Linked DNA regions of Homo sapiens: regions 2 and 3 are each linked to region 1. The links are chromatin contacts, found by Hi-C or POLR2A ChIA-PET in ENCODE. All regions are on one chromosome and are shown on one strand. The core of a region is the stretch at or near the end of the contact, and the rest is flanking DNA. Distances in the headings are between cores, read along the strand shown.

Evidence for each region. Hi-C counts contacts between places; a loop is a spot of excess contacts on that map. ChIA-PET counts read pairs that join two places held with the same protein, here RNA polymerase II (POLR2A). Pooled maps may share reads with other maps.
Region 2: a loop to region 1 is called in a map of OCI-LY7, with 4 times the contacts of the local background. The contact joins the enhancer-like site here to the promoter of BLNK in region 1. A Hi-C loop is called at or near these places in 1 of 168 maps with a recorded cell type or tissue (OCI-LY7), 1 of 37 single-sample maps with no recorded cell type and 1 of 50 pooled maps.
Region 3: a map of GM12878 shows a loop between it and region 1 (3-fold over the local background). The contact joins the enhancer-like site here to the promoter of BLNK in region 1. A Hi-C loop is called at or near these places in 1 of 168 maps with a recorded cell type or tissue (GM12878), 17 of 37 single-sample maps with no recorded cell type and 4 of 50 pooled maps. POLR2A ChIA-PET finds 5 or more read pairs at or near these places in 1 of 52 experiments (GM12878).

What each region holds. Positions count from the first base shown.
Region 1 is chr10:96,270,004-96,274,647 of GRCh38, forward strand. It overlaps BLNK (B cell linker), which reads right to left and starts at 1,566. Exons shown (of 17, transcript NM_013314.4): 1 at 1,349-1,566. The coding sequence starts at 1,395. RefSeq lists enhancers at 312-431, 462-511, 2,621-2,720, 3,207-3,256, 3,387-3,446.
Region 2 is chr10:96,670,955-96,675,673 of GRCh38, forward strand. The region is part of intron 2 of PIK3AP1 (phosphoinositide-3-kinase adaptor protein 1); the gene reads right to left. Among named protein-coding and RNA genes, the nearest start is that of PIK3AP1, 47 kb to the right of the region's middle. RefSeq lists enhancers at 2,798-2,867, 2,998-3,067. Within about 2 kb of position 2,067, at least 27 of the 41 ENCODE cell types and tissues checked have a DNase peak (open chromatin) inside an H3K27ac peak, as active enhancers do; they include OCI-LY7, where a contact is called at or near this core.
Region 3 is chr10:95,782,399-95,786,911 of GRCh38, forward strand. All of the region lies in intron 1 of ENTPD1 (ectonucleoside triphosphate diphosphohydrolase 1), which reads left to right. It overlaps ENTPD1-AS1 (ENTPD1 antisense RNA 1), which reads right to left. Exons shown (of 6, transcript NR_038444.1): 5 at 2,628-2,847. Among named protein-coding and RNA genes, the nearest start is that of ENTPD1, 28 kb to the left of the region's middle. RefSeq lists a silencer at 3,062-3,141. Within about 2 kb of position 1,478, at least 3 of the 41 ENCODE cell types and tissues checked have a DNase peak (open chromatin) inside an H3K27ac peak, as active enhancers do; they include GM12878, where a contact is called at or near this core.

The DNA of each region.
Region 1 (4,644 bases), core at 316-2,815:
TCTCTTCTTACATTCCTTCTGTCGCTTACAGCTTCCATTGTATCACCCCCGCCCCTCATGAGGGTGTAGCTATTTGAGACCAAGGGCAAGAATGAGGTGCCTTCTTGTCCCGTCAGTGCTGATCACACAGCAGCACTCAACAGCATGTTCTTGAAATGGTTGAACACAGCTGATGTTGCCTACTGATCCCAGATCATTGATGCATTTCACATTACCTTTTACCAAGCACCTCCTAGGCATAAGACCTGTATTCTACTGTGAAGGGTTGTCCCTCTGCCAATCCAGACTTTCTCTTAAATATTGTCTCAAAAGCTTCAATTCTCTGGCTCATTGTTATCTGTGATTACTTGTCTGCTACATGTGTCACATCACCCCCTGAACATTTGGCTAAGTTCTAATATGTAGTCAGAATAGAAAACACTCCCTGAACAGAGGGGAACATCACACACCGGGGCCTGTCAAGGTGGGGGACTAGGGGAGGGAGAGAATTAGGAGAAATACCTAATGTAGATGACAGGTCGATGGGTGCAGCAAACCACCATGGGATGTGTATACCTATGTAACAAACCTGCACCTTCTGCACATGTACCCCAGAACTTAAAAGTATAATAAAAAAAAAAAACTGTTAAAAAATGTGAAAAAAAAACTGCACTCCCAGAACTTTAAAAGTTCCAGTCTCTGAAAGCCATGATGCCATTACAATGAGACAAAAAGAAGACCTTCAAAAGCAAAATTTGGGGAAGTTGTCTTTTCCATAGCTCCTTGACTCACGCCCATGGGGCCGCTTCTGGTTTATTCTTTTTGAGAGGCTTGTTATGGATATTGTTACATTGACATGAGGGCATTGGAAAGACAGATCTAATCCCCCCAAACACACTTGTCATATACACCCACAAAATAAATGAGACAATAAAACAATGAATAACAAATGATTACAGCTATCCTTAAAATTAAATAGTAACCTGCAATAAAATGGGTGAGGACTCAGTTTAGAGAAACCCTTCCTTAGAAAAGTTGGTTGCATTCAGATTCTAAAAGTTGACCTTCAGTAGAATCTAAGCCCTTGGCATTTGTTTTATTATCTTTCCAGAGCTTTACACTTTATTGTAAGAGGCAGCTAAAGCAAGTCTCTCTTGTTCCTACACATTTCTTTAAGAACTCAGTTCACTTCCCTATAGCAAGTGCCACCCAATGCTTTCCCTAAAAGCTCAGTCCACTTCCCTATAGTAAGTGCCACCCACTGGAAACTAGCAAAGCATTCCAGGATTTCAGTATTTCTGAGATGCCATAAGAGCACTGGGGGGAAAAAAAGGAGATGAAGAAGGGTATTGGGTGGGGAAAATCTTACCTCAACTTCTGACTGGCGGGGACGGTTATTTTATTAAGCTTGTCCATTCTGTTTGGTAATTGTAAGAGACACGAATAACTGTCCAGTGGTCACGTCAGCAGTTCCTGGCCCTCCTAGGGAGCAGCATGGTAAGCCTCTGGTCTCAAGGGTTCCGGCCACTCAAGTCTGATTTCTGAGAGTGCAGGCTGCTGGCAAACACCCCTGCTCTAGGGAGAAGTAAAACTTGCCCGAGCACATAGTCAAGTTTCATGTTTCTACATAATCATGTGATCTGGATAGCCAGCCAGCTTGGTGATTACTCCACTTTGTGTAAACTTTAATAATGAAACCTATTGGGCAGGCAAATTTCTTTCCAGCTGCTTTCTTTTACAATCAGATTTGTAACCAGGTTAGGACAAGTTTCTGGCTGGTCACTACTTCCTGTTTGTCCCAAACACATATAGTCTGTTTCCAGCAGGTGCATGCTATAACTGGGAACTTCCTGGGCTCAAGGAAAAGCAGAGTAATCAAGTCCATCTGAACCTCTCTTGGAGACTTTCTGCTTATTTGCATAAAGTTATGGATAAGCTTTTTCTACTTATAGAACCATTATATAAAAATGGCATTTTTGTGCTTTTTCCTACCCCCCGATGCGGGCAATACGTTTAAAAATAAATATCAGGTTGTCAGTGGCATGGTGGTAACAGTTTACTCAGAGAATTAGAGTATCTCTTTTTCTGGAGCTCTATTTAAAATGGGATGGGCAATTCTCTGTTCATCTGGGGGTAGGGATGGATGACTCAGGAAAGGGGAGATGAACTCTATCGTCAGATGTGCAGCCTCCTTATTGCCTGATAGAGTCAGGAGTTACCTCGCCGATAGCCAGATGCTTTCAAACAAACCAGGATGTACCCAAAAGTCAGATGAGAACAAATCTAACAGTTTCACAACAATGCAATTCCTACATCAGGCCATTCTGAAGTCCTAAAAGCAGAATGCCATTCCCCTCCTTGCATTTGCCTCTTTCTGTCCTGTCCACCACTTGCTCATCACACCCAGTGACACGCCAGACACGAGGCCATCTCAAGGTCAGACAGGTGGGGTGAGGCTGGGAGGAGGGAGCCATACCTGTAGGGGCTGAACCTATTCAGAGAACTCTACTTCCCTCCTGGAAGACTTTATATTTCCTTCTGCCTAATCTGAAAAATGCTGATTTACCTGTTGTTTAAAGAGCAGCCCGCAGTCCAGGGTCAAGGAGGAAGAAAATGGGAGGGAAGTGACCTTTTGTACCTGGACACACTTTTCTGCAGCCATTGAGAATGCCCTGCTCACCCTTGTGGAATAAAGTACACGTTTCCAACATTTATCAAGGGAACCAGTCTTCTCCTGGGTCAGAATACACAGCAGGACAAAGTAAAGAGCTCTCAGTTACCTCTCCTGTTGCAGACCCAAGATCTGGCTGAAGACAGTGGGGAAAGAGGAGAAGACAGAAGAGGAGAAGGAGGTGGAGGAAGAGGAGGAGGAGGAGGAGGAAGAAGCGGAGGAGGAGGAGGAAGAAGAAGCGGAGGAGGAGGAGACAGAGGAGGAGGGGGAGAAGGAACAGCGGCAGTGGTAGAGGTGGAAACCGTGGATGGATTTCTTCCCTCCTGTGCCTCTTCTTTGCACAAATGGATGTTCTGTCTTTTTCCAGGTAACCTTGATTATTCACATTCATCACTGCCTATGAATTTCTGGTTTGACCAGATGTTTAGGAGCAGAATCTTCAGAGCTGTTGAAGGGTGGGGCCCTTCTGCTTGGCCAGGACACTGACTTGGCCAGGCCAGCAAGAGAGCAGACAATGTTGCATGAGAAAAATGCAAGTGCTTGTCTCCTGCCATCATTCATTTTCCCCAATCTGGCTGCTCAATTTTCTTGCAGTGCATCCTGAAGGAGCTCTAGACCCTGCCTCCTCCTCTCCCATAGTTCCTAACTGAAAGAAACAAGTAGACTAGGATGGTAAAGGCACATACAATGTCATCAAAGATCAGGAAATTCAGGCTTCACTGAATGAAATGATAATAGTCAGCTCGTTCTTTCTGAATTATTGTAAAATGCACCCCATAAGTCACTTGACTTTTCTCTCCACCAACAACTTTGCTCAACACCTGGCTGACAACTTCATATTTCCCCAGAGAAAAAGACCAGAGGCAAAGGTTACACTTCTGCTTTTTCTTTTTACAGCCACTGGTCTTTCTTCTTTTTACTGTATTTAGTCTAACATGATGAAAATGAGAGACTGTGTTTCCAGACTGGACATTTTACCCCATGTGAAATACAGTGTGACAGCCTAATGTTCCAGGCCTGCCACAACTGCTTTGGCTTCTAAGTTGCTCCATGACTAAATGAAAATTTTAAATTATTTGACTCTAATTTTGAAGTGGGGAAAACCTGTTTTTTTTTTTTTTTTTTTTTTTTTTTTTTGAGACGGAGTCTTGCTGTCACCCAGGCTGGAGTGCAGTGGCACGATCTTGACTCACTGCAAGCTCCGCCTCCTGAGTTCACACCATTCTCCTGCCTCAGCTTCCTGAGTAGCTGGGACTACAGGCACCCGCCACCATGCCTGGCTAATTTTTTGTATTTTTTAGTAGAGACAAGGTTTCACCGTGTTAGCCAGGATGGTCTCGATCTCCTGACCTCGTGATCCGCCCGCCTCGGCCTCCCAAAGTGCTGGGATTACAGATGTGAGCCACCACACCTGGCCGGGGAAAACCTTTTTAAGCAAAACACAAAAAGGAAAAACAGTGGTAAATCTAGATACATATAAATTTAAACTTTTATGTGACAAATGCACCATAAATGAAAGTCAAAATACAAATGACAGGCCCCATAACTGGATTACCAAAAAGGTTAATGCAAAGATGGAAACTGATGATACCAAGCCTTAGTTGGTAACTTATAAAAGGAATGAAACCACACAACGTGGTTCCACAGCGCACACAGAACGATATACCATGATAAGCCTTTAAGGTCGGTCTACATAGCACAGTGGACATGGAAATTAATGAATCACTAGATTCACAGATGAGAAATTGACAATCCCAACCTTAAAGAAAATTTGGAGTGCCTATACACTGTTGCTAAAAGTATAAGGTGCAATGGTTTGGAAACAGTTTGGTATTTTCCAATAAATTTGATGGCATGCATACCTATGACCCAGCATGGATCACAGATATTGCGGAGCACTCCTAACTCTGTATATCAAAGCATGTGCTAGAATTTTCACTGAAGCACCATTTCTTTTCTTTTCTTCTTCTTCTTTTTTTTTTTTAAGATGGAGT
Region 2 (4,719 bases), core at 817-3,316, 400 kb after region 1:
CTTTCAAGAACAAATAAGTTGCTATAATTAACCAATGTCTGAAAAGGTACCACAAGCATGGTTTACAGTATGCTTAGAAAATGATTCTGAAGTAGGCTATAAACATGTCTCTTGTTTACACTGCATTTATCTTGTTTACACTGGCTATTTCCTCAGAAATTCAGCATCACAGCTATTGTCATGTCCTTAGAAAGCACAAAAGGAAACCTCAGACCTGGCCTTGTGTCCAGATTCCCAGTGTGTGGACCCCAGTGAAGGAGCCTTTGCTCTACTGAAAATATTTGTGGGTTCACAGGGTTGGAGGTGAGAGGCTTGCAATGGTGGGACTCAAACCTTAAGTTTCAATAACCCTCACCTTCCCCCACCTTCCTGGCAAACATCAAGACTGCTTTTTCATTTTAGTCATCACCATGGGTCTTTCTTCTTTGCTCACCCACCTTGGTCATTGGGTAGTGAATTTCCCGTCCAACTAACCCCTTTCACTTACAAAGCTCCCAACAGAGAGTGACAGGTATACCCAACCCACAAGTCACCAGCTACCCCCAAAGTCACATACAGTCATCATACTGATGGTAAGAGGGTCAGTGGAATGCCAAGTTCTTACCCACCAGATGTCTTACTGACACTGAAGTCAGGGGAGGGAGGAGGTGACAATTATTTAGAAGTGTTAGTGTGAGTTAATTAAAGTGACATCAATCATTGTTCTCATCACCGTCGTCATCATCATCATCATCCTCATGATGCCAAAAAGATAAGGCAGAGTCCTACAGATACTTTCCTAATTCAGACTTTAAATACAGTCATGGCCAGGCATGATTACTCACACCTGTAATCTCAGCACTTTGGGAGGCCAAGGCAAGCAGATCACTTGAGGCCAGGAGTTCGAGACCAGCCTGGGCAACATGGCAAAACTCTGTCTCTACAAAAAATACAAAATTTAGTCAGGCATGGTGCACGCCTGTAGTCCCAGCTACTTGGGAGGTTGAAGTGGGAGGCTCACCTGAGCCCAAGGAGATCAAAGCTGCAGTGGCCCATGATTGTGCCACTGCACTCCAGCCTGGGAAACAAAGTGACACCCTGTCTCAAAAAACAAAGAAAAAAAAATACAGTCATGGTGGTCACACTGTCTCCCTGGAAACAAAGAGAAAGTTGTAGAAACGAAGAAGGAGGAATGAATCCACTTCTTCCACACTCCCATGCTGGCTTCCAGAGGTGGTTGGAGCTGGTAACTTTGGAATGCAGGTGGGCTCACTCATCATATGCAATCGTTTTGCCATCCCAGTGTTCTGTGCCAGACGCAGACTCCTAAGGCTGCCTGATTTCACTGCACATCGGTGAATTTGCAGCGCTGGGTGGAGGGTTCTGGGTCAAGGATCTACTGACATCAGCCCAAATCTTTTCTAGCTCACACAGACAAGGAACAGTATTTCCTTCATTCATCAGGTAATTCACCTGGCCCTCCTCAATGTACTTGAGGTTCAAGATCAAGGGAGCAGGACAGGAGGAAAGATGACCTTAGGCCTCTAAGACTTTTATCCAGCACTCCCCACTCCCTTAAATAAATGAACTATTAGCTCTAAATGAGCTATTCAAAGTGTTCATTTCTTGTTGCTGCTTTTTTTAAAGCAAAGGCCTATAGCTTTTCCCTTCCCCTCCCCAACCCACCCTACCTGCTCTTCAGCTTGAGCAAAAATAGCAAAACATCTGAGGCTGCCATGACAACCAATGAAAGCACCGTGGTGCCCACTCTTGTCCACCAATGATAAAACCTGCCTGCGGCTCTCCCAGTCCTCTCCCAGCTGGGGCTGGGGCCCTCTAACTTTCTTCCAAGTTCAACCTTCAGGAAGCTTTCCCAAATAGAGCTGCTCTATCCTCAACCAAGAAGCCAAGGGTCAGCTGGAGTTGTCTCAGCGCCCAGTGCCTCTGAACTTTTTGATTTGTTCTCCTTTGCTCCTTTCAGTGTCTCCAGGCACATGTGACAGAGATGACTATCTCCATTTTGCAGATGGAAAAATAGAGGCATGGGCCATGAACTGACCGGCCCTAGTTCATAAGCTTCTGGTTTAATGGTAGAACCACATGCAGAATTCAAAGCTCCCAACTCCAGATCTGGTTAGCAGAAGAACAGAAGGAACAGCCACTCTCAGAAAACATGACCCAAAAGGGGAAAAGATTCTGCTAGGTGAGCTGCATCTCAGCCACAGACTGACATTCCCTCAACCAGTCTCTGGGATATAAACCTGGGAAGGGTTGGAGGAAAATCTACTTCCCCACCATGGTAAATGGGCTGCACAAAAACCCACCTCTATCCTGGATTCAGCGTCTCGGGCTGCATCTACCATGCACAGGCAACCAGAAGAGCACAGGTAAGCTTCCTTGGCGGGGTTTATCAGGATCCTTAGGGAGCACTATCCAACCTGTATCCCATCTCCACACCTGTGAGAAAGTGCTCCCCTCTAGGCACCCAGGTCTGGAGGCCTGCAGGCCCCTGTTTCCTCGTTCAGGAAACCCCAGTGTTGCTAACAAAGCAGGAGCTACCACAGCCCCCCCCGAAAGGCTTCCTCTTTCTTCATCTCTTTCAGACACTTATAAATGTGCTTCCTCTCCCTATGTAAATTTCGTCCAAATGGCACAACGCAGGCTTGTCATGAGGCCATTAATAACTCACCTTTTCACAGGCTCTTCTTGGTTTCCTGGTTCAGGAATCAGTTCTTATCTAGACAGACACTGATGTCTGGATTTACTGGTGTGAGGACGGACAAATGGGCTTTGTCTGGGGCAGGCCACATAAATGTGATTTATTTTCACTAAGTCAAGAACTGAGAGGCTGAAGGCAACTCTTGACAATAACTAAGCTGAAGAAATTGAGAGTAAAATTTCTTCCCTTTTGTCTGTCTCCCACTCAATGGTCAAAGTCCCAGGAAAGGCTGAAACGGTGTTTACTTTCCCCCACTTAGGCTGACCCTTCGCATTCCGACCAGCTGAAAGGATGGAACTGGCTGGTCAGTTTCACTTTCCACTTTCAGGAAGGGTAACTTTCTGTTCTCATCCCTCACCGTGAAAGGCTGCATCTGGCTTTGTGGCTTGGTCAAGGCTGGGTGGAGGTGGGGGTGTGATGCTTCTTGGCGAAGGGCTTAAAGAAATATGAAACAAGATGGCATTCCAAATTCTGCATAAATATAGGCCAAAATTAAAACTCCTTTAACCCAGGAGTTGCTGGCCTTAGTGGTCCAATATTAAAATCAGGGCTATTAAGGCCAAGACTCTAAAGATATTCTACAGTATTTCCTAGCAGCACAAACGCAATTACTAACAGATTCTGGAAAAGCACATTCAGCTAAGCCACAGAAGACCTGGATTCAAGTCCCATCTCTGCCACTTCCTGGGTAATCTTGATATTTCTAAGCTTCAATTTCCTCTCCTTTAAGATGGATTTATTTATGCCTGCCTGGTTTGTTGCACAGGCTTATTGGAATTAAGTGATCAACATGCAGAAGCCCTTTGAAAACTGAAAAGTGCAAGACAAAGTTAAATCAATTAGTGTTGTTTATCTGTTGACCAAATTTTTCTTCTACTAGACTGTGATTTCTCTGAGAACAGATTTCCTGACATTCATTCATCTTTGTATCCCCAGGGCTTAGAATATAGTGAGAAATCAATAAATACTTCTTGCATGAATGGATGAATCGATGAATGAGATAAGACCAACCACCTAAGTTACTAGCAGGGAAAGCAACACCTCAGGGAGGACCACTGTAAGGCTTTGTGCCTGGAGGCTTTTAGTGTGGAATCTGGAGAGAAACAGGAAACTGTTTAACCCTCTAATTTATGATACCAGCGTGAACCAAGCTTCGCTGAAAATTCTGCATGGTACACTGTGTTAGTCCCAGTCTTCCGAGAAACAAAAGCTAAAATGAGATTAAACATACAAGGTGTTTTGTTTTGTTTTGTTTTTTGAGACGGAGTCTCACTCTGTCGCCCAGGCTGGAATGCAGTTCTGCAATCACGGTTCACTGCAACCTCCACCTCCTGGGTTCAAGCAATTCTCCTGCCACAGCCTCCTGAGTAGATGGGATTACAGGCATGTGTCACCACGCCCAGCTAATTGTTGTATTTTTAGCAGAGATGGGTTTTCACCATGTTGACCAGGCTGGCCTTGAACCCCTGACCTCAGGTGATCTGCCTGCCTCAGCCACCCAAAGCGCTAGGATTACAGGTGTGAGCCACTGCACCCGGCCATATAAGGATTTTGTCAGGGAAAGTGCCTGGGAAGGAAAATGGGGAGGGAGGGTGGGAAAACCTTGTAGCTGTCTGAGCCCAAATGAATAAGAGGGGGAAGGAAGGTTGGGTGGAAGCGTCCTAGACCACTGAGCAGGCTAAGGAAAGTTGTGCAAATCTGTCACGGAGTCTTCAAACAGAAGTTGGCCACTGGCAAATCTTGCGTCTTCCGGAAATGGGCCTAGTATCCCTGCCATGCTCAGTTATTGACTGGGAGCAGCCTGCAGGAAGCAGGGCCTTGGTCGAAAGCTATGATGGATTCAGAGGGTGGCACAGGAGCCCTTGGTCGGTTCTACTCCCAGCAACTGGAGATCTGCCAGGCATATTCTCATGGCCACCACATACATGGCAGTGCTTCAAAGCATGGAGTTTAGGGTCCATGTAAATGAATTGAGTCCCTGCTATTACTGGATGGCTATCTTGGGCAAGTTACTTGATCTC
Region 3 (4,513 bases), core at 228-2,727, 490 kb before region 1:
TCCAGAATGAGGAAGGATGCAGAGACTATGTCATATAAGGAACATGTGTCAAAGGAGGTAGTAAAAATGAATATGACTGGGGCTAGTAGTTCCAAGAAAAAATTGGAAACATGCTCCTGGCTAATCAGAAGGTTTAGCTAAAATATTTTCAGAGCCTATCACGTGAACCTGGTAAAAACAACCCAGTATTGGGCAAAAGAGTTAGGGCAATTTGAGGAAGTCCTGGCGCCTAGGCTAGGTGGTGATGAACAGGGAAGATGTGAAGGAAAAAGGAAGAGAGAATTTTCCCCCTTGCCTTATTGATTTCATCCTGCATTAGTTCATCTCAGCTCTTCCTGTTGTTCCCCCAACCCCAACAGTTTTTCTATTCTTTTATCTATTTTTGAATTGATTCTCTAAAAGTTCTAAGGCTGCGTTTTCAGCTCCTGGTCATCTGGATAACTACTGGTTTCAGGATTCTTGGGGATAATGGGATGGAGGCATGGGAGGAGAATGTCTGGGTTAAAAAGATACTGAGCTAGAAGTAGAAGGCTTGGTTGAATTTTACACTCAGCAACATACAGGTTGGGCAAGTTGCTTTGCTCTTTAGCTTCAGCTTTTGCACACCTATAAAATGGAAGCGGTGTGTGTGTGTGTTTGTGTGTGTGTGTGTAGTGTATGTATCCGTTGTCTCCTAGGGAGTTTCTTTGAGGATCAAAAAAGAGAGTGGACAAAAATGAATTTTGTAAACTGTTTTTGAGAGCATCTAAATGTAGTTTTATGAGTAGCATTGTTACCATTGTCGCTGTTCTATTTGCTGAATCTTGTTTAATTTGGAAGCTCCCTAATTCACAGTGATTTGTATAGTGGGGTCATCACTCTGTAGGAGCTCTAAATGGAGACTTTGTCCATGATTTCCAAAAGGTCATCCACCCCAGAGTCACATGAGACTGGAAAGCAAATCTTTTTCATTAATTGGCTTCAAGTACTTTCAGCTTCAAATGGAGGTCTCTAAGGGTCCTTGGCTGGCACATCAAGGGGGCATTTCAAAGAAAGTGGCAAAATCTTGACTAAACTTCAGAGCAAACACGCACTCTTTTCTTTGCTACTCTCTTTCTAAAAAGAAAAACAAATTATACTGGTCTGGGTTGTGTGAGCATGTGTGTATCAGCTTGTTCTAATTCTCTTTTCCCAACCCCTTCTTTGCTTGTCCCATTTTCAAGATAGGATAACACCCAGGTTTTTATATTACCTTCTGTGTTAGGACTTTCTTAGGATTCCTAAAAATTTTGGCTAAGTAGCATTAGGCCTGCTCTATTTCACAGGTAGGCATAAAAAAAAAAAAAACAGTGTCCACTTCTTCAAGACAGTATCCAATTCTTCCTGGCATTTTGATGGTAGGAAAAATATTTGAATTTATTTTTAGGGCAAGTCACGTGGCAAAAAGAATAACAAGTATTTATGGTTGCCTGGGGAACTCAGCTTCTAGTTACTACTGATTATGGGAAAGAGGAACAAATTTTAAGATGAGGCAAAATTGGTGACCAAGAACTAGAATAGCAGGTGGCCTGGGAAGAGGTGGGGGTGAAAGCGGGTAGAAAATCTATGCAAAAATATAGGTTCCTAGTCATTTTTTTTCTTTTGTCTCTTTCGATTACTATATCCTGCCTTCCTGCAGGAGGAATGTAGTAAGATGCTTTGTATAATCAGGTGCTTTGCTTGTTCTTTTTTTTTTTTTTTTGATTGTAGAAAAGATCAGTGTAGCAATTTGACCATTTGCCAAATTACCCATAAGATAGGGTAGGCATTAAAAACCCAGGGACACTGAAGTCAGGAAATCCAGCTTCTTGTATCCTGGATCTTTCTTGGAACAGCCTGTCACATATGACATCTAATGATGTAGCACCAGCTGCTCACAAATACAAGTTCCTTAGAGTATATAGACATTATGGGGCCACTAAAAATGTCTTATATGGCTTGCTGCCAGCATTTTCAGCACTGTCTCTCACCAGCAGCCACTCTCTAACTGTTTGCCCTAGCCAAGCTCAGAGACATGGGGACTCCTATGAGCTCCATTGTCTTGTGTAGAGAATGGGGCTAACTGTAGAGTGTGAAGGCCTGGGGAGAAAAACTCAGGCTGTGTTTCCTAGTCACCCCAAGACCTTGTGGACCCAGGAAGTAGCAGTTCCAGAGACCAATTGCTATATGGCTTTCTGCATGCCCACTGCCTTTGTCTTGCTGTTGTCGCAGGAAACATCTGGTGTACATCCAGTGCACCCAGAGCCTTTTGGAAAACACCTATCGGCCTCAGTACTCTTTTCCCTCAGGCTGGCAGACAATGAGGAAGGAGGAGAGAGAGCTACCCATTGGAGGAGGAAGTAAAGCTGGAGGCTGGGGTAGTGGCAAGATATGAGCATTCAGGTCTACAAAGCTTCAAGTCTCTCATTACTTCACTCCATCAGGCCAGGACAATCATGGGGGTTTGGCAGGAGTGGCGTTGCAGGGAGTTTAGGCCTAAGGGAGTGTATGTGTGAGGCACAAAGTAATAAGGACTGGACTTTGTTACCTGAGGTGATGAGGGTGACAGGCCCACATGGATAAATTAGGAAACAGGCAACAGGTTCTATAGCTGCATATCAGAGACTCACAGAGTGGAAATCACTTTGATGAGGGCAGAGCAGCAGCCCAAATGACCGGATACCCACTGTGGAAGTCATCCCCTCATCACTTTTTCATTCCCAAGACTCAGCTCTTCTCTGACTCTGTTACTTTGTTGGCAACTCCCGTTGCAGTGTCTGGGCAATTTCTCTCAGTTGTTACAACTTGCATTCAAGGGCATCTCTTGTTCCAGGCCAACTCTATTGATCTCTGAAAAAATGGGAGGTAGAACAGTGTTCAAGCATTCAGATAAACCTACCTTCCAATCATAGTTCTGCTTCTTACTAGCTGTCCCACCTTAGGCAGGTAAGTTAACTTATCTGAATGTCAGTTTTCCCGCTTGTAAAATGCAGTTGGTATTAGTACTTAATTTAAAGCTTTGTTATGAGGATTAAATGAGATAATGCAAGTCCAGCCTATAGTTGACTTTGGCTTAAGCAGCAGTTGTTGGAACAATCTGTTGTGGCCAAGATCATAAGGTCTCAGGACACAAGGTTGGCCACAAAACCAACCCAGCAACTTATGAAGCAGAAACCATCTGTGGTAACTTTTCTCAGAAGGTGGCTATGTAAACTGGCCTCATTTGGCTGAAGGAAGTTGGGAGGTGGATAGGTGGGGGAAATAAAAGAAAAGAGAAGAGTTAAATGAGTGTCAATGTCTCCTAATAATTAAGAGCTTAGAATCCCTGGAGTCAGACAGGCTTGTCCTCAAATTCCAGCTCTGTGCTTACCATTTGTGTGACCACGAATATGTTATCAAACTTTTGGACCCCAGTTTTCTCAAGTGCAAAATAGGCTAATGATATCTATGGTGTTGTGATAATTTGATGAACAATGAGTATAAAGTGCTTAGCACAGTGCCTGCTACCCAGTAAGAACATAACAAATGGGGAAGAGGATGATTGTGAGGATGGCAAGCGTTTTTCTTGGCCTAGCATCCAGTGGTGCTGCTCTTGTTATCTAAGGAGGCAGGAAGGAGACAAGAGTGGGCACTTGGTAAAACTGGATGCAGGTGAAAGAGAGGTGTTTATCTGAGGGCCTCATATCTGAGCCTCACTTCTACCTCCTGACCCCTTATGTCCTCCCACCCTGCTACCCAGTGCTTGGGTGCTGCTTAAAGCACTTTGTTCCAAACTCCCTAGGGATGGTTTGCCCCTCCCCTTCCCATAATGACTCAAAACTTCTGTTCATTCTGTTCAGCTTTGCCACAGCCAGGTTTTGGTGAGAAGGACCACACAGCTTCCTTTGACTTTAAGGCCACCAGAGGTATTTCTTTTTAACTCCACCAAATTGGAAATTAGTGGAGCAATAAGCAATGGAGGATGGAGGGTACTTTGAGCACAGAGACTTCCATATTGCCCTGAAAAGGAGCCTGAAAGACAAGGTTGAAGGAGACGCAGGTTCAGTAGGGGAGGGAGAAGGAATGCATATCCCTAGCTTCCGTATTGCACTACCGTCCTTTGCCTGAGAAAGCGAACCCTGGTGTTAGAATCTGAGACTAATGTTGTTCCCCAAGGAGGAAGGCAGCTCAGGACTGGTTCCCACCAAGCCAAGTGCAGTCCTAGATTCTGGCTCCCTGTGCCCACTGTCAGCAGAGAAAGCACCAAATCTAGTGAGAAAAAGTTTCAGCATATCTTAAAATGACAGAAACCACCTTATCCAACCTAGACTTTTCTGCCATGGGAAAAAGATGAAACCTGGAAATCTGGGAAACTTAAAATTTTCAACACCATTTATAAATATAAAAAGCCTCTGGTTACTTGAGTGTTGCACATTTAGATATTTGATTTTGTATGTTGATTACAAATGGAGTTGTGGCCTTGCAAACCATCACAATCATCATTATAATCATTGAATTTATGGTTCATATGGCAGTT